Regions from separate parts of the Mus musculus genome. Here regions 2, 3, 4, 5, 6 and 7 are each linked to region 1. The links are chromatin loops, found by intact Hi-C in ENCODE. Cell type or tissue: heart. All regions are shown on one strand. Region 1 holds the start of Yars2 (tyrosyl-tRNA synthetase 2 (mitochondrial)). Region 2 has its middle 4.4 kb from the start of Spidr. Region 3 holds the start of Mzt2 (mitotic spindle organizing protein 2). Region 4 holds the start of Snai2 (snail family zinc finger 2). Region 5 has its middle 11 kb from the start of Pkp2. Region 6 holds the start of Cebpd (CCAAT/enhancer binding protein (C/EBP), delta). Region 7 holds the start of Dnm1l (dynamin 1-like).

Region 1 (4,000 bases):
ACAGGACTTGATTTTTGAAGGATCAGGTAGAAAAATGACAAAGTTGGGCGAAAGGATACCAGGAGGTACATTTAGAAGGTGGCTTTTAATATTTTTAAATGAGTTTTGTCGTGTAGCACACGAACCAGCCATATAATCTATGTTCCTCAAGAAAACTGTGAGGACTGGAGAGGTGGCTCAGTGGTTCTTCCAGAGATCCTGGGTTCAATTCCCAGCAACCATGTGGGATATAATATAAGAATTTGGTGCCCTCTTCTGGCATGCAGGTGTTACATAGAGATGGAGCACTCATACATAAATAAATCAATCTTTAAAAAAAGAAAACGCTGTGAAAATCTTTATGGAGGCGAAAAGCTAAATTAGTGCACACGGTTCTAAACAGAAGTCCAATTATTTTCAGGATAAATAACAATTTCTAAAGAAACTAAAGGCGACTTAGGGAAAACAGACACAATCCAAATCTTGAATATCGGTCTGCTTCCAGCAGCTCTAACTCCCAGCTCTAACTTACAATCTTCCTAACGAATAACACACTACTTCTGTATACTCGTCCCCGGGTTTCCGTAGGCTCTAACAATTCCAGCTTACTTGTGGATGAACTCGTAGCCAGACATGATGTTGCCCAACTGATCTGATCCGCCCAGTTGGACCCGGCATCCATAGTGCTGGAAAAGGTAGTAGAAGTCATAGGCCTGGAGCACCTGGTAAAAGAACTCCGCCAAGCTCATGCCCTCGGGGCTCTTGAGACGCGACTGCACGCTCAGCCGGCTCAGCAGAGTGCCCATGCGGAAGTGGCCGCCCACCGTGGCCAGGAAATCCACCAGGTGCTGCTCCTGGAACCAGGCCGCGTTGTCCAGCACCGTGAAAGAGCCCCAGGGCCGGCCGTCCGCGAAGAGGCGCGCGTGGTTGGCCGCCAGGGCCTCGAGCCCTCGCCGCAGGGCGTGCGCGTTGGCCCGCACGCACTCGGCGCTCAGCGCCTCGCGCCCCTTGGTCCGGCCGCTGGGGTCCCCCAGGAGGGCCGTGGAGCCTCCCACGAGCGCGATCACGTTGTGGCCGGCTCGCTGGAAGTGGAAGAGCCCCAACAGAGTTAGCAGGTGCCCCACGTGGAGCGAGTCGCCCGTGGGGTCGAAGCCGCAGTACACCGTCTGGGGGGACGAGCCCGCCCTGCGGCGGTCAAAGAGTTCGGGGAGCTCTGTCTTCGTGCCGCTCTCGGGGAAGAACTCCTTGAACAAGCCGCGGGCCCTCGGTGCCACCAGCATTCCCCGCGCGCCCGGGCGCACCGCACGCGACCCTCGTAGCCAGACCAGGGACTGCGGAACGCGGCACAGGCGCCTCAGCATGGGCGCCGCCATCTTGCGGGACACGCAAGGCATGCTGGACCTCTGTCGCCCTGCGACCGCGGGCGCCTCGGTGTCTCTCTACGCATGCTCGGGCGTAGCGGGAGGCCTGTTAGGCTTTGGTGCTGTAGGCAGTCCTGGAATGTGGACCGACTGAGTTCCGTCTTGCGGCCCCCGCTGTTCCTCTATCATTTCATTCCCGTTTTCTCAGTGAGGATGTCGTGATAGTACTTCCTGTCTCACAGCTGTGGTGAAAGCACTTGGCGGTGTAGTAAGCGCTCGACAAATGTTTACTGTCGTTTAAATGATCATGCAAAAGCTGTGATGCTCAAGTCCCATAAGTCTTGGACCTGTAGAAAGAACTCGGAGTGGAGTGGAGACGAAATTTCTTTGTACCAGTTTCCCCAGTTAATGAGAGCCTCGTCACAGTACAGGCAGGCAGGCAGGCGCGCGCACACACACACACACACACACACACACACACACACGTCATTAGTGGGTGTCCTGAAGGTGGCAGTCTCCTCCTAGCAAGAGGAAAGTCAAAACAGGAAAGAACTCCCTGTGTTTAGTATAACAAAAACTGGAGTCATTCAAAGTCATAACATATTAGGTGCTTTTAGGAATCCTCTCACCAGGATGAGGACTCTCATTTGCAATTGTATGGCAGGTGAGCCAGCCCCCAAGTCCCATTGTAGATTCTGACTAATTTTCTTTAAACATTTTAATTAGCGTACACAAATTGTACAAAATAATGAATTTATTCTGACATTTCCATATATGAGTAGACGTGGGCCATACTTTCAAAACTCCCTGATTTATGTGGAGTAGCATTATTGAGAATGTGCCATTTGTGGCCATCACCTACCATTGTGAGAGAAGTAGGGGTTATGGAGGGAGACAGAGAACAATTGAGCCAGGAGTAAGTTGCAGTAGAGGTGTGCTGGCTAGTTTTATGCCAAGTTGACAAAGTTAGAGTCATTGAGGTACTTAAACTGAGAAAATGCCCTCAACCAATGTGGCCTATGAACAAGCCAGTGGTGATCAGTGATTGATGTGGAAGGGACCAGCTCACTGTGGGTGGTGCCTCTTGATAGGTCCTTTCTCCGGTAAAATGAGCCAATTCAAACCAGATTAGATTATAAAGCAGATTTACTGTCCCCCTAGAATTGAGGCCAGGGGGGGTCGCCATGGGGGGGGGGAGAAAGGGCTTGTGGCAGGGGGTGGGGAGAGAGAGAGAGAGAGAGAGAGAGAGAGAGAGAGAGAGAGAGAGAGCAAAATGTGTAGATTGTATAGCAAAGAGCGTCTGAGGGAAGGGCAGCCCATCCCCTGGGCTGGAATGTACAGGGTTGGGGATAGGGTATGCCAGGTAGAGACTTAGGGATGCTGAGAGAACCTGGAAGCCAGATCTGTTTTCATATGTAAAATATGCACCTGAGTCTCTTGTCCCAGGGTCCCAAAAGAAACACCACCCTTGGTGGTCCTGGGTGCTAAAAGAAATCAGGCTGATCAAACAATGTGGAATAAGCCAGTATGTAGCACTCCTTCATGACTTCGGCTTTAGTTCCTTCAGGAGTCTTTCTGACTAGAGTCCTTGCCCTGACTTCCCTGAATGACGAATTATAAGCTGTAAAGTGAAATAAACGCTTTTCTTCCCAGGCCATTGGTCATATTGTTTTATCACGGCAATAGAAAGCTCAGGCCAGACAAGAGTCATTCAGTATCCCAGAGGAAGTCAGGAGCTGAGATTTCCTTCCATAGTCTTCCAAACTGAAACAAGGAGGTAGGCTGTTTCACTTTATTACCGGCTAATCTTTAAATATGGAATGCTCTTGGAGAGAAATCCACACTTTGGGCAAGCCTTTTGACTAAGAGTCATATGCAGAAGACAAACAACACTCACGTTCCTGAAAGAGGATCCTGACCCATCCCCAGACCATTAGCTACAGATCTTTCCATGTCCTAATACTAAGGTATTTGAAGAAGACATTTATTTTAGTGGGTTATAAATTTGTTATTTTGATTAATCAATGTATTTGCTCATCTAATTATCAGTGAGTTTAATTTCTCATTGCCAGTAATATTGTAATATTACTGGTAATATTCTCTAATACTGGTAGAAAATAGCTAGAGTGTTCTCTCATATTGTTACTCAAAATATCTTTAAAATTCTAGTCAGAATCTGTTGATCTGCACTTTGATCAGAGACAGACTGTAAGATGCATTGCAGGAAGTTCTGAAAGCCTAACAGATACTGTACTTAATATTGGGAAAAATCTCTCACTTGCAAGTTTGGGTTAATACAACAAATACCTACGTATTGTGACTTTAAAGAGCAGGGCAACAGTTGGGTATTAGAAAGTATGACTTCATATCTGCACTAGCTTTAGTACTGCTTTTCTTTTCAAAGAAATGCTGTTGTGACAGCATTACATGATGGCCCTATACTTGATGGAAACGTGTCTCAGATGATGAAAATTTTAAAACTACTGTTTAGTGTAATGGGACTGACAGCTCCTGAATAAATGCCTAGGCCTTATAGCTAGGCTTGTTCACAACTAGGACATAACTTATTAACACATTTATTCTATTCTAAGTTCTGCCATGTGGCTATTTAGTAACCTCTCCTTCTTACTCTGGCTTACATCTTTCTCAGAGTCTCCCTA
Region 2 (4,000 bases), 150 kb after region 1:
GTACTTTATCCAGAGCTATGTTCAAATTTTCCTTTTTCTGTTTGTTTACTATAAAAATTAAACAGTCATTTAAGTCATCATTAAGATTAGATGAGCTGGAGAGTATAATGCCATCCACATAATGAATAATGAGTACTTTCAGAAATTTATTCAGTACTGGCTAAAATGCTTTATGTACATTATATTGGCATAGATAGAAGCTATTTTTCATCTTTTGTGGGAAAACCTTCCATTGATATCAAGTCATTGGGTGTTGATTGTTTAAAGTAGAAACATAAAATGAAAATTGTTTCTTACCATTAGGATGTAAGGGAATAGAGAAAAGGCAGTCTTTTTTTTTTTTTTTTTTCGAGACAGGGTTTCTCTGTGTAGCCCTGGCTGTCCTGGAACTCACTTTGTAGACCAGGCTGGCCTCGAACTCAGAAATCCACCTGCCTCTGCCTCCCCAAGTGCTGGGATTAAAGGCGTGCGCCACCACCGCCCGGCTAAAAGGCAGTCTTTTAAGTCAAATATAATAGTGCATTGTCCTTTAGGAATCAGTAGGAACAGGAAGCTCTCCTAGGTCACCTTTTCTTTTCCCTTTCTTAACCAAATATTTAGTATGTGCATGTGTGTAATGTATGTACATGCATATATGGTTAAATGTATTTAGGTACACTTTCCGTGTGTGTCTCTATGTGTGCACATATGCATATGAATGGAGGGCCAAAGCTGACTTCCGAAGTCATTATTATTCACTCTCCAACTTTTTCATTAAGGCAGGGTCTCTCATTTGTAGCCAGACCTTGTGAAAATGGCTAATTTAGCTAGCTGCCCTATGTCAGCTTCCTCTATATCTATGTTCTGAGTGATGAAATTACAGATGGCCACAAAGCCCACCTGGAATCCACAGGAGTTCCAGGGATCCAACATCTTTACCCTCATGCTTGTGCAGCAAGCATTTTTTTACCCACAGAATGCTATATTCAAGCGTGAAAATATTTTTGAGATAAATAAAGCCCATTGTTATTTTGAAGAGGTTTTGGGAATCCAACATGAGGACTGACTCTTTTTGATGAGGACTCAACCACTTCTTTTGCTTTTTCTGTCCAAATGTATTGTTTCTACCTCAGAAAGGCATCTGAATAAAATCTATTTGTCAATATTTCCCCAGGGAATGTGCATCTCCTTTGCATGAATTTTAGTAAGGGTAGTTCTTTGACACTATCTCTGGGTCACAACAAAGGCAAAGATAACAGGTCCTGGTTACTTGCTTGAGGATTTTAGTCCTTTCCTACCAAAGGTTTGAGTGACTAGAGCAGTTACTGCCTTTTTTCTTGAGAGGCATTCCTTAATAGTTTCTCATTGGTCTGTTTGGGGGAACCAAATTTTATGTTCCCCTGGTGTGTATCAGCCATTTTCAAATCCTTTATCTCTTCACTGGGTTGTGTTTCCTTTTTGTTTCAGTATAAGTTGGGATTATGTTTAGCTGTAGGACAAGTGGTGTTATAGAAATCTGCTAACTTTTGGAGTTGCACAAGTATAATTATAAAGTTATCTCCCTGGTGTTCCCTGGGGTGCATCACTAACATTCTCTGCCGTCCCCCATGGTGTTGTGTATTACCACCACTCTGGTGCCCACTGTGGTGGTTTTTGGCCATTTTCTGGTATTCCCCTATTACCACCACTTTATGGCATCCATCTATAGTATATTGCTACCACTCTCTAGCCCCCCCCCCATAATATATTACCACTAATTTCTGGAATTCCTCTATAGCATACTACCCTCATTCTCTGATGTCTCTCTCTAGTGTATTATCACCATTCTCTGGTGTCCCCACCATATAGTATATTCCCACCAATCTCTGGTATTCCCTATAGTATGTTACCACTGCTCTCTGGTGTTTCCTTATATGCACTCTCTGGTGTCCCCCTGTAGTACATTACTACCATTCTCTGCTGGGATTCTGTCTGGCTTTTACTTGTGCAGTGTGATATTACTAACATTCTCTGTATTCATATGTGCATCAGTCCTGTTTCTTTGGAGTCATCTTCTACCTTTTGCTTTTAAAGTCTTTCTGTCTCTTTTACCTATGTCCAGGAGCCTTGAGGGGATGAGTTTGATAAAAGCATTCTATATAGGGTTGAGTGCTCCAAAGTCTCTCACTCTCTGGACATTATCCATTCTCTGTGTTAATTAACATATATGAAGTCAAACTTCTTTGATGAGAGTTCAAGAACTCACATTTTAAATCCTAAGCAGAAAGTAGAAAGAGTGGCTCAAAATGGCATGGGTCTTTAAAGTTTTAAAGTCTGCCCCCAGGGGGCATACCTCTACTAACAAAGCAACATCTCTTAAAACTCCCCAACAGAATGTACCACCAACCAGAGGCCAAGTATTCAAATGCCTTAGACTGTGGTGAATATCTCATTCAGGCCACCACAATGTGCTGTTAAAAATAAAGATTTTTTTTTTGTGTGTGTTTTATTATGACAGTTGTTTATTGTTTTTCTCTGTGTCTGGTTTCTAATTAGAAAAAATAGTCTTAAAAGACATTAAAAGTTTATTTAAAAATTATCTATGTCAATGTGTCTAAGTTTTGTATAACATCTAGATCTTTTTTTTTTTTTTTTTTTTCAAGACAGGTTTTCTCTGTATAGCCCTGGCTGTCCTGGAACTCACTCTGTAGACCAGGCTCGCCATGAATTCAGAAATCCACCTGCCTCTGCCTCTCAAGTGCTGGGATTAAAGGCATGCGCCACCACTGCCCGGCAACATCTAGATTTTAAAGCACAATTTATGCTTCAATACTTTTTAAACTGACATTCAACAACCATAATTAGAGACTAAAGCCAGTGAGGGTACAATCACTCAAAGGACAGCCAATATTTTCACCCTTGTTTTTAGGCTTAGTTCTAGGGAATGATGGAACAGCTCTCAAAGCATTCTACAGCTTAGATGAGATACTTATCTTCTTGACCATATAGACCATGGATACCTCCGAGGCTAAATGTTAGCCAGCATATATTGTGCAAATAGGAAGTGCTGATTCTAGAGTCAGCAGAACCAGGCACTCCAGGTGAGGGGTGTTGCTCCCTTTACTGGTTTTCTATTCCAAATAGCTTATGCAGGGACAAAGCAGCAATGATAAACATACACTTTCTCCAGATGTGCTCACAAGTCTCATGGCCAAATGGAAACTGTATGCATAATGTCCTTAAATGTGATAAGCTAGGGGGAAAACCTCATCTTGCCATGGCATTACTTGGGCAAGTGGAGGGAGGCATTGCTCCCTGAAGAGTATACAAAAATCTAAAGGAGAAGAATTCATAAGGAGGATAATGTAGGAAAGTCTATGTCATATTCAGGCTCCAAGTTCTATGTATGTAAATGCATTCAGATAGATTCATCTAAACTCATCAGTATTGATAACCTTCAATCATGCTTTGGTTTGTTGCATTATTTTTCATCTGATACTGTTGGCACTCAAACGACTAAGCTTTACACTCTCTTCCTTTTAATGCATTTCACCATCATCATTTTTCTTGAAGTTGTTCTTTTCTATCTCACTAAATTGTGTTGAAAAAAGATTTAATTTATTTTTATTTTATATTTATGGTTGTTTTTCCTGCTTCTATGTCTGTGTACCAACCATATGCATTCATTGTTCACAGAGTCCAGAAGAGGGCAGTGGATCACATGGAACTGAAATTGAAGTTATTGGCAACCAAACCTGGGTCTTCTGCAAGAGCAACAATTGCTCTTAACCTCTAAGTCATCTCTCTAGCCCCATTTGCCATATTCTTAATATATAGCTATCAGCATTAAAAAAAAAAACACACACACACACACACACAACCATAGCCCTGAGAACAAACTATAAAGAATGACTATCCTGAAATGCACACAGCCATGGCTTTCATGGATCTCTCCTTGATTGGATTATCAATTTACATAATCATCTTATTCTTGCTTAAGCCTAGCATTTCAATCTTGTAAAATTTGTGTCACCTAGGACAT
Region 3 (4,000 bases), 440 kb after region 1:
AAGACAGAACACAAAGGTAGGAGCTGGTGCAAAGGCCATGGAGAAATGTTGCTGGCTTATTTCCCATTGCTAGCTTAACCTGCTCTGATATACCATCCGGGACCACATGCCCAGGTGCGGTACCAGCCATAGTCACCTGGGCATTCTGGTATCAGTCATCAATTAAAAAAAAGATGCACCCCAGGCTTGCCCACAGGCCATCTGATAGGGTCATTTTCTCAATGGAGGATCTTCCCAGATGACTCTATCTTGTGTCGTGTTGGCAAAACACTAGCCAAGACAGTGTGTGTGTGTGTGTGTGTGTGTGTGTGTGTGTGTGTGAGAGAGAGAGAGAGAGAGAGAGAGAGAGAGAGATTTTGTATGAGCATGTTGTGTGTACATAAATGTTTGAATTTTTAAGTGCGTATTAGTACAAGAGCCCTTTATTAAGGTCTCTAAGTCTGTGCAATTTAGTCCTCTGGACTTTCCTAAAGTTGAGGCCATGTATGATTATGTCAGAATTATATGAAAATGGCGGAGTGACTTATGTGAGGGTCCAATGACCCTACCTTGACCTTCCTTCTATGAATGGACACTGGCCATCCATGGACCTGAGGTGATATACTCCTACAAACAGGCAGAGCTGATGGCATGCAGGTAACAGTTGTCTGGCTAGGGAGATGATGCTGTGCCTCACTTCGATTTGCCTCCAGTTTGTACTCTTGGGCATTCTGACCAATAGGAGCTGGTTCCTGGAGCCATCAATCCTACAATAAACTAATGAGGCAGGGAGGCCCTACATTTACATCATGGCCACAGTTCTGCGAAAACCTGAGATATTCTGGAATCCTGCAAACAAGCACCTGATGTTCCACCCTGGGAAGCAGGTGCCAGATTAGATGCACATACATCCTGTAATGTCTGCTCCTGGAGCCAGACTCATTCCCCACAGCCCACACTGGCTCTTCACAGTCACCAGCAGCTTACTGTCACCATGGTCCTCACTGTGACAGACGCACCATTCAACATGGAAATGGTGTTTAGTCCTTAGATCTGGACCTTGGTGACTGGCCAAAGGTTCACCAAATATGAAGACCGGAAGTGCAGAACCAGGGAAGCTGTGTTCAGTATAAGGAAGAAAGAAGGAAGGCTGAGAACTGACTAGATGCTCTAAATTCTCCCCTTCCCGGTAATGAATACGTTTTCCCCTAAGAATGAAGACTATTCACCCAATATATTTTTATATTGAAAATATTTTTTCATACTCTATAATCTGATCATGATTTCCCTCCCTTACCTCCTCCCTGAACTTTGCCACTTCCCTACCTTCTCAAGTTCTCTCTCTCTCTCTCTCCCTCCTCTCTTTTCTAGCAAATAGGCACATTTAAAAAAAATCAAGCCAGAATAAAACAAATTGAAAAAATAAAAACACCAATCAACAAACATACACATACGGATACACACACATATGCAAAAGACTAGTAATGTAAAATGGACAAAGCATCAGGAGACAAAATATCTCCAAGAGTGCCCCCGCACAAATTTTAGATGCCCCTCCTGGTCCCCTTTCACTGTGTAGGCACTTCTGGACGGCTCCCCCGGTCCACTCTTTCCCGATGGCAGTGACAATCATGGTAACCGGCCAAACATTTGCAGTTCTCAACACACCGGCCAAGCTAACGTGTTGAGTTCAAAATGACCATCCTACCTATCTTCAGAAATAGACGCCGCTATCCAGACACACAACCCGGAAATAGCGTCATCAAGCTGCGCGTCAGGCCACACCCCTGCCTACTGGGAAAAGCGGCTCAACCTCCCGGGAAAAGCGCCTGCAAAAGCAAAAGCCAATCAAGTGCAGAAGCAGTTGGCCACAAGGCGCGTGCGCAGTGACGTCCTCAGTTGCTCTTTACTCCCCAAGTTTATGTATTTCGGGGTCGGGGGACAGGAGTGCGTATCCGTTTAAAAGCAAAGCTGTTTAGGGACCGTCAACAGAACTGGTAATTACACGAGATCGTGAATACTCGTCATCCAACAGGCATTTGCTAAGTACCCGGTATATGCCAGGTACTATTCTGGGGTCTGCTACCTAAGCCAGCAGTCCAAGTCTGATCGTCAGGCAGTGATCAGCTTCCCACCACCCCACCCCATGCCTAGCACACTGCCCTGTGCACAGTAGACGTTCCGAACAAGTCAAGTAACCGACTGTGTAAAGGCCTCTTGGAACTCTCGCCTCGGTGCTGGAGCTGTTGACTTGCAGAGACTCTGTCCAACACAGATCCCTTTTCAGGCTATACGAATGGCGGCGGCGGCGGCTGCTGCTGGTGGTGCTGCACTCGCGGTTTCCACAGGATTGGAGACAGCAACGCTGCAGAAGCTGGCGCTTCGGCGGAAGAAAGTGCTGGGGGCCGAGGAGATGGAGCTGTACGAGCTAGCTCAGGCTGCTGGCGCCGCCATCGACCCCGATGTGTTCAAGTGAGAAAGCGGGGGTCGGGACTTTGAGCTCATACTCCCTACAGATAATGCCGGCTTTAGGACTCCTCATTCCTGCATCTGCTACTCTAAGATATCCGTGTCTCTTTAAGGGGTTTCAAGACGGTGACCCAGCTGGCGCGACTCCTAGAGCATGTCCGCCCTGTGGCTTTCAGTATTCGCTAAGCACTGCATTTGTTTCCCCAGGATCCTGGTGGACTTGCTGAATCTGAATGTGGCTCCCCTCGCCGTCTTCCAGATGCTGAAGTCCATGTGTGCTGGGCAGCGGCTGGCAAGCGATCCCCAGGACTCGGTGCCCATATCTCTGTCTACATCCACATCAGAGACCCGAGGTTAGAGATGGGCTGGGTACTTCTGCCTAGAGGGTGGCCGAGGTGGGGAAGGAGTAGAGAACCTCGTGCCGGCTTGTCTTAGAATTGCTCAACCTGTCTATAGGCCTCCTCCCAAGGTCTGCAGACCCATCCACCTTTCAGGGACTTTAGTTGGCTCCACCTTTCGGATTGTACTGCTGGACCAAAGACTGGTCCAAGCAAGCTAGACTTGGTCTTTCTGACTCCCTCTCACCTCTTCATCATGCCTCCATTGCACAGGTAGAGGAATAAACATGGCTTTGGTCTCCATCTACCACACAGCCTCAAGGAAGTGTTCAGAGAGCAGAGCAGACAACGCCTCCCCCTCCGAGGGCCACGTCTAGCTCCTGTTCATCTCAGGCCAGGCCCGAACACCTCTCATCTGGGGATTTTTTTGGGTTGCAGGACTGAAGCCATCTGATTCCTTTGGGACAAAAAGTAGAGGTCTGACAGAAAGATTCACCCAGTTCTCAGGTGTGAATGGCCTGGTCATGAGTGGGACCAGGTGTAAGCAGATGGTGGTGAGCAGAGTGTAACAGGGATCTCAGGTCCTCCAGCCTGCCCATCCTATCTGTTACATCTGTTCTCTCTGCCTGTCGGACCCTCTGAAATACAGCTTGTCCTCCCAGACAAGTGGATGCAAGTCCAGTGCTCATTTCCTGCCTGTAAGTGCAAGAACCACATGGAAGGAATCCAGGTGGGGTAAAGTGAGCAGTCTGGCCCAGTGAAGGCAGACTGTCAGGCCTGGGGACTCACACATACACGCTGACCCACCCACTTTCTGATCAATGTGTGTCTCTGGCCTCTATCACCCTTTCTCTTTGTGGAAGAGAAACAAGGGTAACCTTTCCCTCAGGCCTGCAGCCTCTCCAGGTCTGCTCCATGGCCCTCCTCCCAAGCACCTGCCTCCCTGCCCCCACCCCTCACCCTGGTTCTCTTGCTGCCCATCTTCTCCTGTCACAGGCATTTGATTGTCTAATCTGTGGGTTTGGTGTTGATGTGCACTCTGCCGCTGGAAGTTGCCATTGTCCCACAAGGCCAGGGCAGCTTTGAGCTACAATACCAGGGCACTGTAGGCCATCCCAGCCATGCAACTCAGAACAAGGACATGTTTTCTTGCTTAGTCTATCAAAGACACAGTACTTTTAGAATATGCAATTGTACCGGTGCCCCCGGATCAT
Region 4 (4,000 bases), 1.6 Mb after region 1:
CACAAGGCAATGTGTGGGTTCGAATGTGCATCTTCAGGGCACCCAGGCTCACATATTCCTTGTCACAGTACTTGCAGCTGAACGATTTCCTAGACTGGGCATCACAGTGCAGCTGCTTGTGTTTGGCCAGCCCAGAGAACGTAGAATAGGTCTTATTGCATAAATTGCACTGAAACTTCTCAGCTTCGATGGCATGGGGGTCTGAAAGCTTGGGCTGCAGTCTCTCCTCTTCGTCACTAATGGGACTTTCTGAACCACTGTGATCCTTGGATGAAGTGTCAGAGGAAGGCGGGGGACTTACACGCCCCAAGGATGAGGAGTATCCAGTAAGAGGAGAAAGGCCACTGGGTAAAGGAGAGTGGAGTGGAGCTGCCGACGATGTCCATACAGTAATAGGGCTGTATGCTCCCGAGGTGAGGATCTCTGGTTTTGGTATGACAGGTATAGGGTAACTTTCATAGAGATATGGGGAAATAATAACTGGAAGAAAGAAAAGGAAGGAAAGAAAAAATTAAGGCAAAATATTTTTAAAATATATGTACACAGTCTGAGAGAGACCATAACAACATGCAGGAGACTCCATAGGAGACTCTCTAGTGAAGACAGCCTTACTCACAGGACACACATAAAGTCTTCCCTTCACCTGGGCTTACTGTCCTCGTGCAGGCTGACAGTTGCCCTGACTAACCTTCATTCTGGACTAGCCTTGCTGTCCCAATTTAGAACGAAGAACTAGACACTATATTAAAACTTTTTATAAAGTTGCTTTTCATTTTATGCGTGGGCTGTTCTAGCTGTACCGTGCCTGTGGCGGGTAATGGCATGCACGAATCCAGCTGCTTTCCCAAGTGCTTGGCTTCAGGAGATTGCTGCTCAGGCGAGGGGAAGGGTGCGATCACGTCCGTGCACTCCTTTTGCGTACACACAGGCTCAGAGAACTATACTGCCCGACCGGAAGGAAGCTTTCCTTGTCAGCAAAGATCTCAAAGGTTTTGAATTAAAACTTAACCTAAGTAATCAAGAGACTGCAAGGACAGTTTTGGCACAGCATTAAAAGGAAAGCGGCCCGGTGTGTTCTCTGAGTCAAGCAATAGAACCGCGGTTTACTCGCGCACAGATTTACAGAGGCGATTTTTACCTGTGTGTGTGTCCAGTTCGCTGTAGTTGGGCTTCTTGGAGGCGTTGAAATGTTTCTTGACCAGGAAGGAGCGCGGCATGGTGGCTGCGGGCGGGCGCGGGCGGATAACGGTCCAGGCGGCGGTCCTATAGCATCGCGGTGGCTCAGGTGCGGCGGGGGACAGGCAGGCGCCTCTGAAGTCACCCGGCTCCCTGCCCGACTGAGCTCCTCTGGGCGGGGAGGCGCCTTCTCCGTTGCTTTTTCTAGAAGTAACCAATCACAGCCAAGAGGTTCAGATTTCAGCTCCTCCTTCTGGAACAGCTGTGAATAGAGGAAGACTCTGTTGTCAGACTAAATTTTTCTGGTTCAAAATGGGCTGCTCATGGCATTTCAGTGGAGGCTCAAAATACATTAAATGTTTTCAAGAAAGGAAATCTCGGTTCTTGAGCACTGGGGAAACGTGTTTCCGCTAGGTGACCTACGGCGACTTGGCTTCCAGATGTGGGCAGTGCCTGGCAAGGCGAGGGCGGGAAGGAAGGGCGGCCCTCCGGACTGGGACCGCGCAGCCCCTAGTGGCCAGAGAGTCTATATTTGGAAGTTGCGTCTGGAGGGGGGTTATTGCACACAAGCAGCTGTAGGCTCTGGCTTTTGGGAAAGGAAGGTAAAGGCTCCCCGCAGCTGCCACAGCAGGTCTAGGGCGGCGTGCCAGAAAGTTAACTTGCTGATCGCTGCGTTAGACACTTGAAAGTAAAGCCTTACAGCCTACCCCAGGAACTGGAAGAGTGTAAAGATAAAAGGGAAGGCTGGTGCAGACTCCGACAATAGGCAAACTCTGGAAGAAGTATGGAAAGTTCTGATGAAGACATGTGACAAGACTTCCTCCCTTTGTAGCGCATGGTATTTTAGAGAAAGAAAAAAAAATATGAATCTCTACTGACAATTCTTAGTGTCTGCCGTTACTTAGTGGTGTTTTCTTTAGTCTTCAAAAGCCTCCCCCTTCCTCACGCCACATCCCTGGTTTGCATTAAAAGATGGGGTAAAGGATTCTTTTGCCAAGTTCTTTGACTGGCAGTTTAGGTAGTCCAGTAGCCAGCCGGTCACTTCACTTGCATTTGCACATAGGGGTAGGTGTAAAAATACTCCGAAGTGATTCATTTTAAAAGTGCAGTTTTCACTGTGCCCACAGGCAACTCTGTTTATTTCAATGTTACCCTGACTCTTCCCAACAAAATTGCAGAATCCAATTCCCCCACCTCCCCACCCCAAGACAACTAACTTTTTTTTCGTAACAGGTGCTGGAAGAAAACAGCGGAAACAGAATACCACCAGCGATGTTGAGACTTGCAAGAGAAAAGTGCATTGTCAAGCAGCATAACTTCTTAATCTGGGGATGAGAAAACGGGCGTGTGAGCGGGGGAGGGGGAAACCCGCAGACTTCCTGGGTTAATTTCAATGATTCCTCTTTCTCTTTACAATAGTCACTGATTTCAATGTCAAATACAGAAAGATATTTATATGAATCCTTAAACTAAGGGAACTGAATCTGCAGGTGACAAGAAAACAAGAAAATGTATTAGATTTCTTTCTAAGCTACCATGAGTATGGATCAGAGCTGGAGTCTGAGTTGACCTATTTCTAGTGGGTTTGCTCAGATTTAGACACCTGCTCTATAGGGCAAGAAATCTTGCCCCTTCCACCTAATTTCCAGTAAAACACACCGTTTGTTTTTTATCTAGTATTGAAAGAGGGCACAAAGCCACACATGACAACAGGGAACGCCAGAAGATAACCTGCTAAAGTGAGTTGTTGCAATTTAAAAAATCATTAACGATTCATTGTGCTTTTAAAGAACCAGTGAATTTGAAACAGGGAAACCAGCCCCTTTGTGTCCAAGGACCCAGGGGTTGTGTTAAATTACAGACTGCAGTCAAGTAACCTGTGTGTTCCAGATTGTGCTAGCCAGTATTGAGCTCAACTGATCTGATTCATGCCTTATCTATGTGAGATGTGTCCCACTGGCCGCAGGAGGAAGTCCACCGGCTGATGACATAAATCATGTTAAACAGAAGCTCTGCTTGGGCACAGCAGAGGAAAATTGATATTAAACTGATGTAATGAAAATGCAAGAATGGAAGCTTATCATACCCAAGGCCAGGTGGGAGGACTCTGCTATAACGGTTTCTCCCTGCAGACTTCAATAGATTGGGGTGCTGCTTTTAGTCACAGACTGCAAGATTTTGTTTGTGCAAGGCAGGGATTTGTCCTTAGATACACCAACATTTTAAATACTTCATTCTGTATTCATAGAAAAGGAGGGAAATAGACATAAAGAGAGACTGCGAGACAGACAGACACACACATACAGTCATACACAGATAAATCAATAGATGGATAGATGGATAGATAGATAGATAGATAGATAGATAGATAGATAGATAGATGATAGATAGATAGATAGATAGACTGATAGACTGACTGATTGATTGATTGATTGATTGATTGATTGATTGAAGTTAGTGGTGGGTAGCCTTTGCCAAACCAAGAAATTAGTCCTAAGCTGGAGAGAAACTGATGTTCCTTAATTAGGTAGGTTATAGAAATAACTTATAAGAGAGATACTTCTTGTGGAAGAGAACCCCAGCCAAGTCAAACTAGAGATGTCAGGTAAGTTAAATTAAGGAAGGCTAAACCTTAGAGTTTAAAATGTAATCTAAGGAAATAAATGGTCACAAATTCCTATAGCCTTTTTTAGTGGGCTTCATAACTTTTCTTCAAGCTTAAACCCACTGGAAGGTAATCTTGACTTGTTTCCCATAAAACTGACTCCTGAATCTCATGGGACCCTGGAAAGTTCATACCATCTCATTTTTCTCATTCTCTCAT
Region 5 (4,000 bases), 100 kb after region 1:
GCTAGCTTACAGTTTCAAAGCCTTAATCCATTATTATTATTATGGTGGGAAGCATGGCAGATGTACAAGACATGGTGCTGGAGGAGTAGCTGAGAGTTCTATATCTTGGGGCAGCCAACAGATGGAGACTGTGTGCCACACTGGGTATAGCTTAAGCATAGGAGACCTCAAAGACCACCCCCACAGTGCCACACTTCCTCCAACAAGGCCATACCTCCTAATAATGCCATTTCCTATGGGCCAAACATTCACAAACAAGTCTATAGGGGCCATATTTATTCAAACCATCATAATTTGGAGTGAAAAACCTCAGTTAAGAGAGTGTCCCTAACTAACTGATCTGCTAGTAAGCCTGTGAGCCATTTTCTTGATTGATGTTTGGGAAGGCTCAGGTGACTTTGGGCAGTGGAATCCCTCAGCTGGTAGTCCTGGATGCTATAAGAAAATAGACAGAGAAAGCCATGAAGAAAAAGCAAGCCAGTAAACTGCGCTCTTCTATGGCCTCTGCCTCAATTCCTACCTCCAAGTTTCTGTCCTGGCTTCCCTCAGTGATGGAATTATAAGTTATAAAGCAAAACCAAACAAACAAGAAAAAGTGTTGGAGTGTTGTTTATGCACTTCGTGAAGAGGTGTCTCTGTTCTTCCTTGCCTGCCTAAGGCACCTTCTGATTAATTAAATAAAGAGCTGAATAACCTAAGCTGAGCAGGAGAGGATAAGGCAAGACTTCATGCCCTGAGAGTGAGAGATGCGCTCAGGTAGAAGGAGAGGAATCGCCATCAGGACATGAATGAAAACAGAGGAGCCAGAGCGAGACTAAGATGGCAGGTGAAGGGCCATGTGGCTGGGAAGTAGGCCAGGCCAGCAGAGTTGCATTAGAATAGCTCAGAACTGGCCCAGCTTAGTGCCTGAAGCTCTTAATAAATATACCAGGTCTCTGTCATAAAGCTCATACGTCTACATTTGGCATCTAGTGTCCGGCACAGAATCCAAGCTTAGACAAAAGATTCAGGTATTAGGAAAAGTCCTAGGTGGACGGAGGAAAAAAAAGTTTCCTAAGCAACCACAGTTTCTTAGAGCTTCCAACTGCTACCTGCAGGCAAAATGGAGCAAGCGGAAGTGAGGCCTCATTGCCAGGTGGAGCCTGAGGCTAGAGTGGACAGCAGAAGCTGCTGCTGATCTCTATCTCCAAATCAGAGGATGGGACTGTGTGGTCATGGAGTCCTGGAAGCCAAGATCCCGAAGTCCTGAACACAGAGCAGCCTCTGAGCCAGTACAATAACTAAAAGTAAGAGTTTATATAAACTTAGATACAGAGATAAATATTAAGTTTAGAAGCAGAAAGAGAAATAAAGTCTCCAAAGGAAAGATAGAGAAATAGAAATAACATCTTCAAAGAAAGAAGAAAAATAAGTCTCCAAAGGAAGGAGAAAGAAAAAGTAAGAAAAAATGTTCTATAAATGTTCACAATAAAGTAAACTATAGAAAGGAAAGAGTGGGAGATATTTTAAAAGAAAGCATTTTCCATGTTAAAAACACCGTAGAAGAGAGTATTTGGACTCTATATTGTTTTGTTACAATTATAAGCATACAAATCATCATAATTGTAATGATTAAAATATGCTACGTAGATGCTAGAGTAGTGGGGATAGAAAAGATTGAAAACTGATTCAGAATAAAGGCACATCCGAGGAGCCCAGTCTACAGCCGACGTCCCCACCTTGTGACCAGATTGCAGAATGGCAGCCTATTAAACTCCTAGATAAAGGAACAAACAGAGCCAGGCATGGTGGCACATGCCTTTAATCCCAGCACTCCGGAGGCAGAGGCAGGCGGATTTCTGAGTTCGAGGCCAGCCTGGTCTACAGAGTGAGTTCCAGGACAACCAGGGATACACAGAGAAACCCTGTCTCAAAAATAACCAAAACAAACAAGCATAGGCTGAATTAAGAATACAGATTCTGTTTAATGATGCTACCTTAGAGCAATGTCATACAATAGATTATGTATTATATTTTGTAGAGTTTGTACAACTAAGATATGTACATATGTTAGTATATCATACAATTGATATTCAAGATTTTAATATGTTTCTGCCTTGAGCTCTGAAAAGGCTGATTCTGAGATTGCCCATGTATTAGAAGTGATGGCTACCTTAGAGATGCCTTTCCAGACTGAAAGTGATGATGCTTTCGTACATGTATCCATTAGAATACAACGATATTTTAGGCATTGTGGTATGTCCCATGCTATGGGCATATCCCACAGTTCTGTAGGGTAATCAATTGCAGAAAGATCTAACAGGCCTTTATAGGAAATGCTCATAAAGGGAAAGTGGGATATAAAGATACCCAGAGATAGATTTAAAAATGCTTTATTGACTTTGAATTTTATAAGTACCAATAAGACAAATAATGCAGGTGCTGAAATTCACTAGATTTTTAGAAAGGACGGCTGAGTTTAACCAGCCTGTATATGTGATAACCTCAAAATGGAAGGCAGGAAATGTGATGCATTGAGGAAGAGGTTTTGTCTTTGTCTCAACAGGAGAAGACATCTATGGATTCCTTCAAAATCAATAAAGATTAGATTTGACCAAGAAAATCTTGCTGGCAGACACAAAGGAAAAGACCCAGAAGGATGACAAAACAGTAGAGGGGACCTGAATGCTGATCCCTCTACTTGGGAACAGCTCTGTGACAGCTGAGACATGAAAGTGCCTATGTGTAGCCCATAAATCAGGATGGCTACACAACCCTTAGGACTTATTATTATAATCCATCCTTTCAAGTGGCACAGGTGATAGCTTATATTACAGATTGATCATACAGTCCAAACAGACTTAAAGTGAAAGAAAGATGCCTTCACCTGCTCAAACAATGATCTGATTTGTGCACACTGCACATTCCATATGTGTGTTAATGCAAAATCTGTGTTACTTTAAAAGTTTATATGTTTACAGAGCAAAAGGGCCAGACATCAATAAAGACATGACATCAGCTCAGGCAATCCAGCCTCACAGACTGTCTCAACAGCTGTTTCCTCAAAAATGTGCATTCAGAACAACTGCAAAACACCTAGGTAAGATGGTCCAGCCCCACAGACTGTTCCAGCTAAGACTTCAGTTAAGCCCCATGCTTTCCCATCACACAGACTGGTCAGCAAACTATACAGCTAGCTTTCCTGAGACTTGGCAATATCCCAATTTTCTTAGAGCCATCCAAAGAGAACATTGCCCCCAAGACAGCAGGAAACAATTTTAGGAGAGTGATGCCCCGTTCTCAAGAGATAGTGTGGGTGGTTTTTGGTCATTTTGCAGGTGATGAATGTTGGTTACAAGTTGTTAATGGTCTTGGTCAAGGTGGAAGCAACTTAAAGGAGGTTAAATCCAGGAATCTCTTTTTCTTGTTCTTTTTGCTTTTCTCTATCCTTCTTTCTCTCCTATCTAGAATTTGGTGGAAAAGGGGGAGAAGGGATACAAAGAAAAAAAGAAGAATATAGGAACGGTAGGGTAAAAGGATAGATTATTTAATCTATTTTTAGGCTAGAAAGCAACAACACCCAAGAATATTTTTTACATTGCTATGGAATTTTGTATATTGATACAAATTTAAGGTTATATTTTTGTTACAACATAATGTATATATGTTCCAACTCTTGTTTAAGGTATTGTATCTATTTAACTCATTTAAAAATGCAATATGAAGTTCTAGTCCTTGAAGGCTATTATTATAGACTGTTTGGGATAATTAAGAAATGCAAGCTAATAGTCATTTAAACTTATGGTCATGATAGATACTAACTTAGTTAATTTCATAAATAAGCTTTATTTACCATCCTGTAAGTGTTTTCAAAGTTAAGCAGATAGCAGATAGCTAGAAGCAAGCAACATTTGCCTATCAGATATACTGTAGATAAATAGTTGTCTTCAAAAACATCAGAAGTCTTCAGAATATGACATTTAAAAATGTTTTTATTAATAAAAGTCTGTCATAACAGCGA
Region 6 (4,000 bases), 420 kb after region 1:
CCCTTTTTATATACTAGGATATTAATTTGTACTGGTACACATTTTTAAATCTACACGTTGTCCCTAGATTGAGGAAAGTAGAGGCAACGAGGAATCAAGTTTCAGACTCCCAGCTCTCTTCCACCCCCTCACCCTTCGGCAACCACCTAAAAGTTAGGCCAACTGTTCTCCGCCCCAGGTCAGCCTACTCTGGGATCACACACATGAATTAGTCATGCTTTCCCGTGTTCCTTCCGCGGGCAATAGAGACCGCGAGGAAACGCGTCCATCTCCTTACCCCGTGTGGGCAACGCACCTGGTCGGGTGGCTCCCAGGTGCTTGCTTTTCCCTGGTGAAGTCTCAGTATGTTGTGTGCGGGAGAGAATGAACATAGGAAGCTGCAGCGATTTAAATGCTTCTTTATTCTTACAAATACTGTAAAAATGAATATAAAAAGCATGCGCAGTCTCTTCCTCTTATCTACAAAAGTCTGTCGGAAATGTCTTTTCTACAAATGTACCTTAGCTGCAATGGTAATAAGACGTAGAAAATGCTACCATTATAAAAAATAATTTAAGGGGAAAGATTAATATAGCTTCTCTCGCAGTCCAGTGCCCAAGCTGCAGCTTCCTGTCGCTCGCAGGTCCCAAAGAAACTAGCGATTCGGGCGGCGTCTGCTCCCCGCTGTCGGGGTCTGAGGTATAGGTCGTTCAGAGTCTCAAAGGCCCACGCCGCGCGTTACCGGCAGTCGGCGCCGGTGGGCGGCAGGAAAGGCGGGCTGGGCAGTTTTTTGAAGAACTGCCGGAGGCCAGCCAGGTCCCGGGTGAGCTGCTCCACGCGCTGATGCAGCTTCTCGTTCTCGGCCGACAACTCCACCAGCTTCTGCTGCATCTCCTGGTTGCGGCGCTTGGCCTTGTCGCGGCTCTTGCGCACAGCGATGTTGTTGCGCTCGCGCCGCTGCCGGTACTCCGGGCTGCCGCGGTCCGGACCCCTCTTGCCCGCGCCCTTTTCTCGGACTGTGCCGGGCGCGAGGCTCGGCCCCGGGCTGCCTCGAGGAGGCTCCGGCGAAGTGGGTGGAGTGGGCTGAGCCGCGGCCGCCAAGCTCACCACTGTCTGCGCGCACACCGCCACTTGCGCCGGCAGCAGGGAGCCCGGCGCGTCGCCGTCGCCCCAGTCGGGTTCGCGCTTGAGCGGCCCCCTAGCGACAGACCCCACACCCGGGGGTCGCGTAGGGCCGCCCTGCAGCAGCTCCAGGCCGCCCGCGCCGGCCGCTTTGTGGTTGCTGTTGAAGAGGTCGGCGAAGAGTTCGTCGTGGCACAGCTCTAGGGTGGGCACGGCGGCCATGGAGTCAATGTAGGCGCTGAAGTCGATGGCGCTCTCGTCGTCGTACATGGCAGGAGTCGTGGAGCCCAGCTCCCCCAGATCCCCTGGCTCGGGCCCTCGGCCGGGCTTGTCCACCCTGCCTGGCTCGTAGAAGGCCGCGGGTTCTGTGGGCCAGGGTGTGCCGCGCACCGGGCTGTCCAGGCTGAAAAGCGCGGCGCTCATGGCGGCGTCGGCCGGACCTGGCGTCCAAGTTGGGCTGTCACCTCGCCGGGCCGGACCGCCGCCTTTTCTAGCCCCAGCTGACGCGCACGCCCCGCCCCGGCCCCAGTGGGTCGGAGACCGGAGCGGGGAGGGACTGGGGTGCTGCTGGGAACGACCCGCCCTCTGCCCGCACTCCTTGCCTTCCCTCCTTCCTGTTTGTGCGGTTTGGACCTACTTAGCCGTCCAAGCCTGGAGCGAAATGAAAATCTGGATTTGGCCCCGACACGCGCAAAGCAGGACGCCTTCAGACATAGCAAAGGCGGAACAGGGATCAAGGCTCCGCAGCTCGAGTCCTGGCACCTCCGCCACGAGACCAGAACTAGTGAACCGTGGTTCGCGGACCCGGGCCTCAGCCTCCGGCGGTCCAGAGTGAGCGCAGCCAGTGGGAGCCTCCTGAAATTCGAACCCTCTCCAGCTACACCTCTCGGAGTGCCCAGGCCCAGCTGCCGTCGAGGTTAGGTTCAGCAACAGAGCCTGATAGACGGACAGATCAACCGGGCTCCCCGCTGACCACAAAGCCAACGGAAGAGTGATGGCCACCCTAACCGCGGTGCGTTTCTCCGCACCTGACAGCGGATCTTGGGTGCTCTGGCATTTCTTCTTGGTTATTAAAGCTGTGCCACCTGGTGGTAGCATAGCATCTTGCTGTTTCTTTTTCTTGCAAATTGTACCCAAAAGGGATATTATTCTGAAATTGTGGCTTGCTGAGAGAAAGCTAAGATTTACATCAGTACTCACAAAGAGGTGTTAAGTTGCCAGCTCTTCAAAATTCGTGAAAAGATGAAGAGAAATTTCAACCCCAGCTACTCAAACCTGATAGGCTAGGTGGGTAGTTGAACCCCAGGAGTTCAAGTGCCTGATGGCCTGTCTCAAGCAAAAGTCAAGAAAATCATCTGTCCAAATTCAGATGTGTCCCTCATATCCCTCCCCTAATTCATTCCGATTCACCAGGTGTTCTGACAACAAACATCAGCTGATTTACACAGAGCAGCCTAGCTCCTACCTTCAGTTCCTGAGGAAAATCCTAATGAGGGGCTGTGGAATATTTAATGGCTTTTTTTGGAAAAAAAAGGTAAACACAGCCTTGGAATTTCATAATGATCAGTGATGTTTATAAATGGCATATGATGTTGCTATTGTAACTAATTGCCTCTGGGGTTAAAGCCAGCGCACATGTGATATGCATGCACAGGAAAACCCTAGGAGACGTTCGTGGTTCTTAGCCCTGGATGCCATAGAAGCATGATTAGAGAACACGTGTTTATCCCTCAGAGAGACCACATTCCGAGGCTGTTTTCAGTGAGACAACATGCTTGTTTTGATACCTGGGTCCACTCACTACGTTTATGAAAAGTTGTGTTTACAAGACAGCGGGGCCAATTAGAATGTCTCAGAAGGACAGGCTACCGTGGCCACTATTGGGCCGCACCTGAAAGCTCTGTGTATTCAGAAACCCGCCAACCAGTGCGTACTTTTCAATTTTCCAGAAATGGAGAAAGGCAACATGACAGAACAACAAAGCATGAATATAGTGTGACATTTGAGAGCTGTTAAAGTTTAGCCCCTGTGACAGTCATTTGTGATCCTTTCATGACTGTTCCCACACACTGTGCCAATCTCAAGGACCTTTCCTAGCACCGTGGGTGGCAACAAAATGACTTAACCATGTAGGCCTAAAAGCAGCCACCAATAGAGAAAGTGTTCAAGCTCAACATAAAAATTAAACTAATTATATAAAATAATTTCCTAAACTATAAATTGAGTTAATCTATAATTTTATAGATGAAATGTACTCAAGATGAATGTGAACACTTCCCATGCCTTATTCCTGTGAGAAATACATCATTTTTAGCTCTTCTCAGCACACCTGCCAAAAGCCTTCTGGCTAGAATCCTTGAGACCCTCTCCTTGTCCTCAGCAATGTCACATATGGAACATATTGGAGGTTCCAATGACACCCAGTCTATGTGGACATTCTGGAAACCTTGGTATTTAAAAGTTCAGGAGCCTAGCAGTGTTGATATGTCTTAGAGTCACAGAGCACTGTCAGACTTGGAAGATCAGTCTGGTCACACCAACCAATCTCCCTGAGGTCCTGCTTGTGCATTTCACTCCATACAAGAACAGTTCTCTAGATGGGATACTCAAATATGTATAAATACTCTAAAAACATTTCCTGATAGCTCTAGGTAAAATGAAATATGAAATCAAGCTTGAAGAGAAGTAAAACTTCCTAGCATTCAAGAAGTGAAGGCAGGAGGATTATGGATTTGAAGCCAGCTTGAGCTACATATTGAGGCTATATATCAAGAAAAGAACGTTGTAATAAATGGCGGTTCGAATGAGAATGGTCCCAGAGGCTCATATGTTTGAATTCTTAATCCCCAGTTGGTGGAACTGTTTGGGGACTATTAAGAGGTGTGGCTTTGTTAGAAGG
Region 7 (4,000 bases), 57 kb before region 1:
CTGAGTTAGGAATGGGGGCCTGTGTCTACTTTCAGATTATCTTTGTGTGTGTGTGTGTGTGTGTGTGTGTGTGTGTGTGTGTGTGTGTGTGTGTGTAATAATATTTAGGCCTCATCCCTTCCTGTTTCTTTCCTCTTATGTCTGATTGCTCTGGGCAATCCTGGCAGTAATGTACTGGTAGACTTTCTTAAGCACTGCCTGTGGGATTATTTTTTCTCTTACAAAAAGCTACATGATAATATATAAGACTATATGTGTTCTGTTACCAGAGAAAAGATAATTTGAGTAGGAACATATACCATACCAATCTATGACATGTTGGCTTTGGTAATATGTATGTATATCAATTTTACCAAACTAGCTCTTAGCACACAGTAAAAGACAAAGGAAAATCAAGTATAAATGCATCATTTTTCCTAGGGTACTTTATTTATCTCTGGCTAGGCTGGAGCTCACTATGGAGACAATAGAGCTGACTCTTGCCTCTGCCTTCTCAGTCTGAGGTTACATATATGCTGCTGCACTTGGTTTTGGATTCTGAAATCTTTGTTTTTAAAAGACAAAAGGGAAGGTCACAACATTTGCCAAGATGTCCAAAAATCACTTCTGGATCTTCAGAGTCTTTCATTTATGTGTTTTTCAAAACTTATTAACCAGCCACCATCTGTGTTCTGAACAGTAAAGCCTGTCTCCTATGGCATATGTTGCAGGTGAATGGTAAGTAACCCCTCCAGTTATACAATCCACAACTTTGTGACTATGAGTGCTCATGGCTATCATGAATAGATAGCAACAAGTTTTGCTTGGCTTTTCACTCCTCTCAGGCTGGGGAGTTTGTGGCTCTGAGTTACTGTTTTATTTATGTTTAACAGTCTTAAAATCCAGTATATTGTGATTATTTTGGTACCCTCATTACCCTCTGATATTCCCCCTTCCTTTCTAGGACTCCTTCTTCCCACCTATTAGTCCTAGTGGGTATACTAATAGAAAAAGCTAATCCCCAACTCCAGCAAACATTCACAGTTACTGCTCCTTTAGAAAGAATGGAGCTTCATGGGCACCTCCTGTTTCTATGATAGATAGCTGGAGGGCCCAATCTTGTGCAGGTATATAGTGCTATGTATTCAGGCTACAACTACAGCTTTGTAAGTAGATGACAGCTGCTCAATCCTTGGTTTCTTATATTCTTTCTGCCTTCATTTCTGCATTGTACCTTAAGTCGTAGTTGGTGTGTGTGATACGAATGTCTAGTTCTAAGGGCTTATCATTCACTCTCAGAACTTTGACCAGATAAACTCTCTTGGTGGGTAGGCTGGAGCGGTAGAAATGTCTGGAGACATTCTTTTAAGTTTTCCTATAGTTTCCTTGATTGCTCTTCATAAAGTAGTACTTCTCATAAGGAAATGACATTGGTTAATTAATAGACTCTATCCCTATTTTGGAAGGGGGGGGGGGTTCGAGACAGGGTTTCTCTGTGTAGCCCTGGCTGTCCTGGAACTCATTCTGTAGACCAGGCTAGCCTCGAACTCAGAAATTCGCCTGCCTCTGCCTCCCAAGTGCTGGGATAAAGGCATGCGCCATCACTGCCCGGCGACTCTATCCCTTCTTATAAACACAGGATTTCACTATGTAGTACAGACCTTGTTAACCTTTTGTCTAAGTCTTCCATGGTTGTCCATAAAATTGGTGTGTCCCAACTCCTGGAGGCATACTCATACATAACACTCTAACAATCATTATTCATCTAGCTGTTAGCTAGCATTTTGACTATAGTAGACTCAGATTCACGGTCTCAGCTTCCTTACCCGCCCAGTTCAGGTCGATACCTGAAACCTTCTAGAATAGGCCTTCGCGTTCCACTCAGCCTGAACTACATCTCCCGGCAGCCTTTGCGCGCCCACCTCTGTCGTGGCGCGTGGCCTGCCGGGAGCGGGCTGGGTGCTGGCCCGGCCCAATGGGTGCGGGCTCCCGAGGAAAGGGCGGAGGAGAAGAGGAAGCAAGCGGGCTGTGGGTCGAGTCCCCATTCATTGCAGTGGCCTGCTGGGTTGGGGGTCCAGTGTTTCGGGGGTCATGGAGGCGCTGATCCCGGTCATCAATAAGCTGCAGGACGTCTTCAACACAGTGGGTGCGGACATCATCCAGCTGCCTCAGATCGTCGTAGTGGGAACGCAGGTAAGATGAGGCCGCGATTGCGAGGCCTGGCTCGGCCGCAGGCCTGCAGGTGTCGCCAGGAGGAGGCCGGCAGCTCGGCGCTCCGCTCTGCTCCCGGGCGCTCAGCGGGACTGAGTGGCCCTGCAGCCTACAGCCCGGCGCGGCTTGGCCCAAGGGCACTCGGGGGACGCGCGGGCGGGCGTGTGGGCGGCTGTCGCTTCCTTCCGGCCGCTGAGGACGCGACGGACTCAGGAGTTGCTGTGAGCAGACAGGCAGCAAGCTAGTGGTGAGTCGGTGGCCCACGGAGCTATTACAAAGTAAAAATAAGATTAAAAGAAAATCCCGGGTGTAGTTGGAGGCCTAAAGTTAGGAAGGAGCACCATGACTTTGGTGTTTGTAATTTTGTTACTGTGACCCAAATTTGGTATAAGGTTCTCAGGCCTTATGTGGGGTATTGGCGATAAGTCCAAATTTTGTATGAAAGAATGTTGAATAGATATCTAGAATAGCAGAGATATGTGAGTTTCATTTTTTAAAAAAATGCCTGCTTTGAACTGAAGAGGAGCAACAGAACTTTAGGGGAGGAGGGCGTTTTTTGTTGGTTTTGTTTGTTTTAATGTTTGTGAGTACGCCGTCGCTGTCTTCAGACACACCAAAAGAGGGCATCAGATCCCATTATGGATGGTTGTGAGCCACCATGCCACCATGTGGTTGCTGGGAATTGACTTCTGGAAGACCATTCAGTGCCTCTATCCTCCTGGGGAGAATTGTTTTGTTTTGTTTTTGTTTTTGTTTTTTTTTGGGGGGGGGGCGTCGAGACAGGGTTTCTCTGTATAGCCCTGGCTGTCCTGGAACTCACTTTGGCCAGGCTGGCCTCGAACTCAGAAATCCGCCTGCCTCAACCTCCCGAGTGCAGGGATTAAAGGCGTGTGCCACTACACCTGGCGAGAATTGTTTTTGAGATGAGCCCTACTCTGTACTTCAAGCTGGCTAAGAATTTACCTTGTTACCTGAATTGGCTGAAACTCATAGCACTCCCCCTGCTTCAGCTCCCTTGACTGAAAAACTACCATGCCCAGAATTTTTTTTTTTTTTAATTTTTATGATGTGAGTGTTTTCCCTGGTGCTGGTTAGAAGAAAGTATATGATCCCCGAAACTGGAGTTACAAATGATTGTGAGATGCCATGTGGGTGCTGGAAACCAGGTCCTCTAAAAGAGCAGCCTTTGCTCTTAACCTCCAAGCCATCTCCCCAGCCCCTTTATAAACATACTTTTAGGTGCTCCCATTTGTTAATATTCTTTTCTTCTGAGGTGATGGGTGATTTCTCTGTTTTCCATGGGTTGTATGGCTACATCTTAACTACAGAAAGTGTATAAATATTATAAGAAGAAATAAATTAGAGGATATCCATATACTTCAAACCATCCTGTAGTTTATTATTATTATTGGCCTTTAAATATTTAAAGCAGTAGGAATTATTTTGGGGCCATTTGCTGGGTTGGCATAGATAGTTTTCGGACAGTCATGTCTGCATAATCCAGCATTAACACTTGATGTTGGCTGTGCCCGAAGACCAAATTATCAAGTGTACTATTTGGTTTTTTGTTTGTTTTGGTATTTTGTTCCTGCGATCTTATAGAAGATTTTCAGTGATGCATATTATTCATTGTAACGAGATATTTAGTTTTTAAGTTAATTTTTACTTTATGAATATTTGCCTGTGTTTATGTATATGTATATGTATCAAATGCCTGTTAATTCCTTTGGAAGCCAGAAGAAGGCAACTGATCTTCTGGAACTTGCCATACAAATGGTTGTGAACTGCCATGAACATGCTGGGAACTGAA

Evidence for each region. A loop is a pair of places that touch in the nucleus more often than their neighbours do. Peaks named below come from ENCODE experiments on the same cell type or tissue, not always from the same donor. Only the 100,000 strongest peaks of a DNase experiment are listed, where the experiment ranks them.
Region 2: it touches region 1 in a loop (4-fold over the local background); 3 of 42 quality-filtered maps call a loop at or near these places.
Region 3: it touches region 1 in a loop (2.2-fold over the local background); 10 of 42 quality-filtered maps call a loop at or near these places.
Region 4: a loop joins it to region 1, with 10 times the contacts of the local background. A loop is called at or near these places in 3 of 42 quality-filtered maps.
Region 5: a loop joins it to region 1, with 6 times the contacts of the local background. A loop is called at or near these places in 32 of 42 quality-filtered maps.
Region 6: a loop joins it to region 1, with 8 times the contacts of the local background. A loop is called at or near these places in 12 of 42 quality-filtered maps.
Region 7: a loop joins it to region 1, with 3 times the contacts of the local background. A loop is called at or near these places in 16 of 42 quality-filtered maps.

The regions. Positions count from the first base shown.
Region 1 is chr16:16,300,336-16,304,335 of GRCm38, reverse strand. It overlaps Yars2 (tyrosyl-tRNA synthetase 2 (mitochondrial)), which reads right to left and starts at 1,371. Exons shown (of 5, transcript NM_198246.2): 1 at 589-1,371. The coding sequence starts at 1,352. In heart, CTCF peaks have their summits at 261 (motif pointing left), 1,667 and 1,873 (motif pointing right); DNase peaks (open chromatin) are centred at 925, 1,415 and 1,705; H3K4me3 peaks cover 2,104 bases; H3K27ac peaks cover 1,908 bases.
Region 2 is chr16:16,149,201-16,153,200 of GRCm38, reverse strand. No RefSeq gene overlaps it. Among named protein-coding and RNA genes, the nearest start is that of Spidr, 4.4 kb to the right of the region's middle. In heart, CTCF peaks have their summits at 2,304 (motif pointing right) and 3,659 (motif pointing right); no DNase peak of the experiment used is centred here.
Region 3 is chr16:15,861,199-15,865,198 of GRCm38, reverse strand. It overlaps Mzt2 (mitotic spindle organizing protein 2), which reads left to right and starts at 1,830. Exons shown (of 3, transcript NM_029354.3): 1 at 1,830-2,451; 2 at 2,656-2,801. The coding sequence starts at 2,276. It overlaps Gm41425 (a long non-coding RNA gene), which reads right to left and starts at 1,762. Exons shown (of 3, transcript XR_875934.2): 1 at 1,688-1,762. In heart, a CTCF peak has its summit at 2,194; DNase peaks (open chromatin) are centred at 1,808 and 2,608; H3K4me3 peaks cover 2,250 bases; H3K27ac peaks cover 1,948 bases.
Region 4 is chr16:14,703,191-14,707,190 of GRCm38, reverse strand. It overlaps Snai2 (snail family zinc finger 2), which reads right to left and starts at 1,339. Exons shown (of 3, transcript NM_011415.3): 1 at 1,139-1,339; 2 at 1-480. The coding sequence starts at 1,217. In heart, CTCF peaks have their summits at 1,474 and 1,684; DNase peaks (open chromatin) are centred at 130, 1,360 and 1,650; H3K4me3 peaks cover 2,622 bases; H3K27ac peaks cover 1,848 bases.
Region 5 is chr16:16,199,913-16,203,912 of GRCm38, reverse strand. No RefSeq gene overlaps it. Among named protein-coding and RNA genes, the nearest start is that of Pkp2, 11 kb to the left of the region's middle. In heart, a CTCF peak has its summit at 1,710; no DNase peak of the experiment used is centred here.
Region 6 is chr16:15,884,849-15,888,848 of GRCm38, reverse strand. Cebpd (CCAAT/enhancer binding protein (C/EBP), delta) reads right to left here and starts at 1,563. Exons shown (of 1, transcript NM_007679.4): 1 at 1-1,563. The coding sequence starts at 1,524. The coding sequence ends at 718. In heart, CTCF peaks have their summits at 697, 1,263 and 2,198 (motif pointing left); DNase peaks (open chromatin) are centred at 248, 748 and 1,578; H3K4me3 peaks cover 2,358 bases; H3K27ac peaks cover 1,523 bases; H3K27me3 peaks cover 711 bases.
Region 7 is chr16:16,356,936-16,360,935 of GRCm38, reverse strand. Dnm1l (dynamin 1-like) reads left to right here and starts at 1,905. Exons shown (of 21, transcript NM_001360008.1): 1 at 1,905-2,172. The coding sequence starts at 2,071. In heart, a CTCF peak has its summit at 2,254 (motif pointing right); a DNase peak (open chromatin) is centred at 1,965; H3K4me3 peaks cover 2,054 bases; H3K27ac peaks cover 1,634 bases.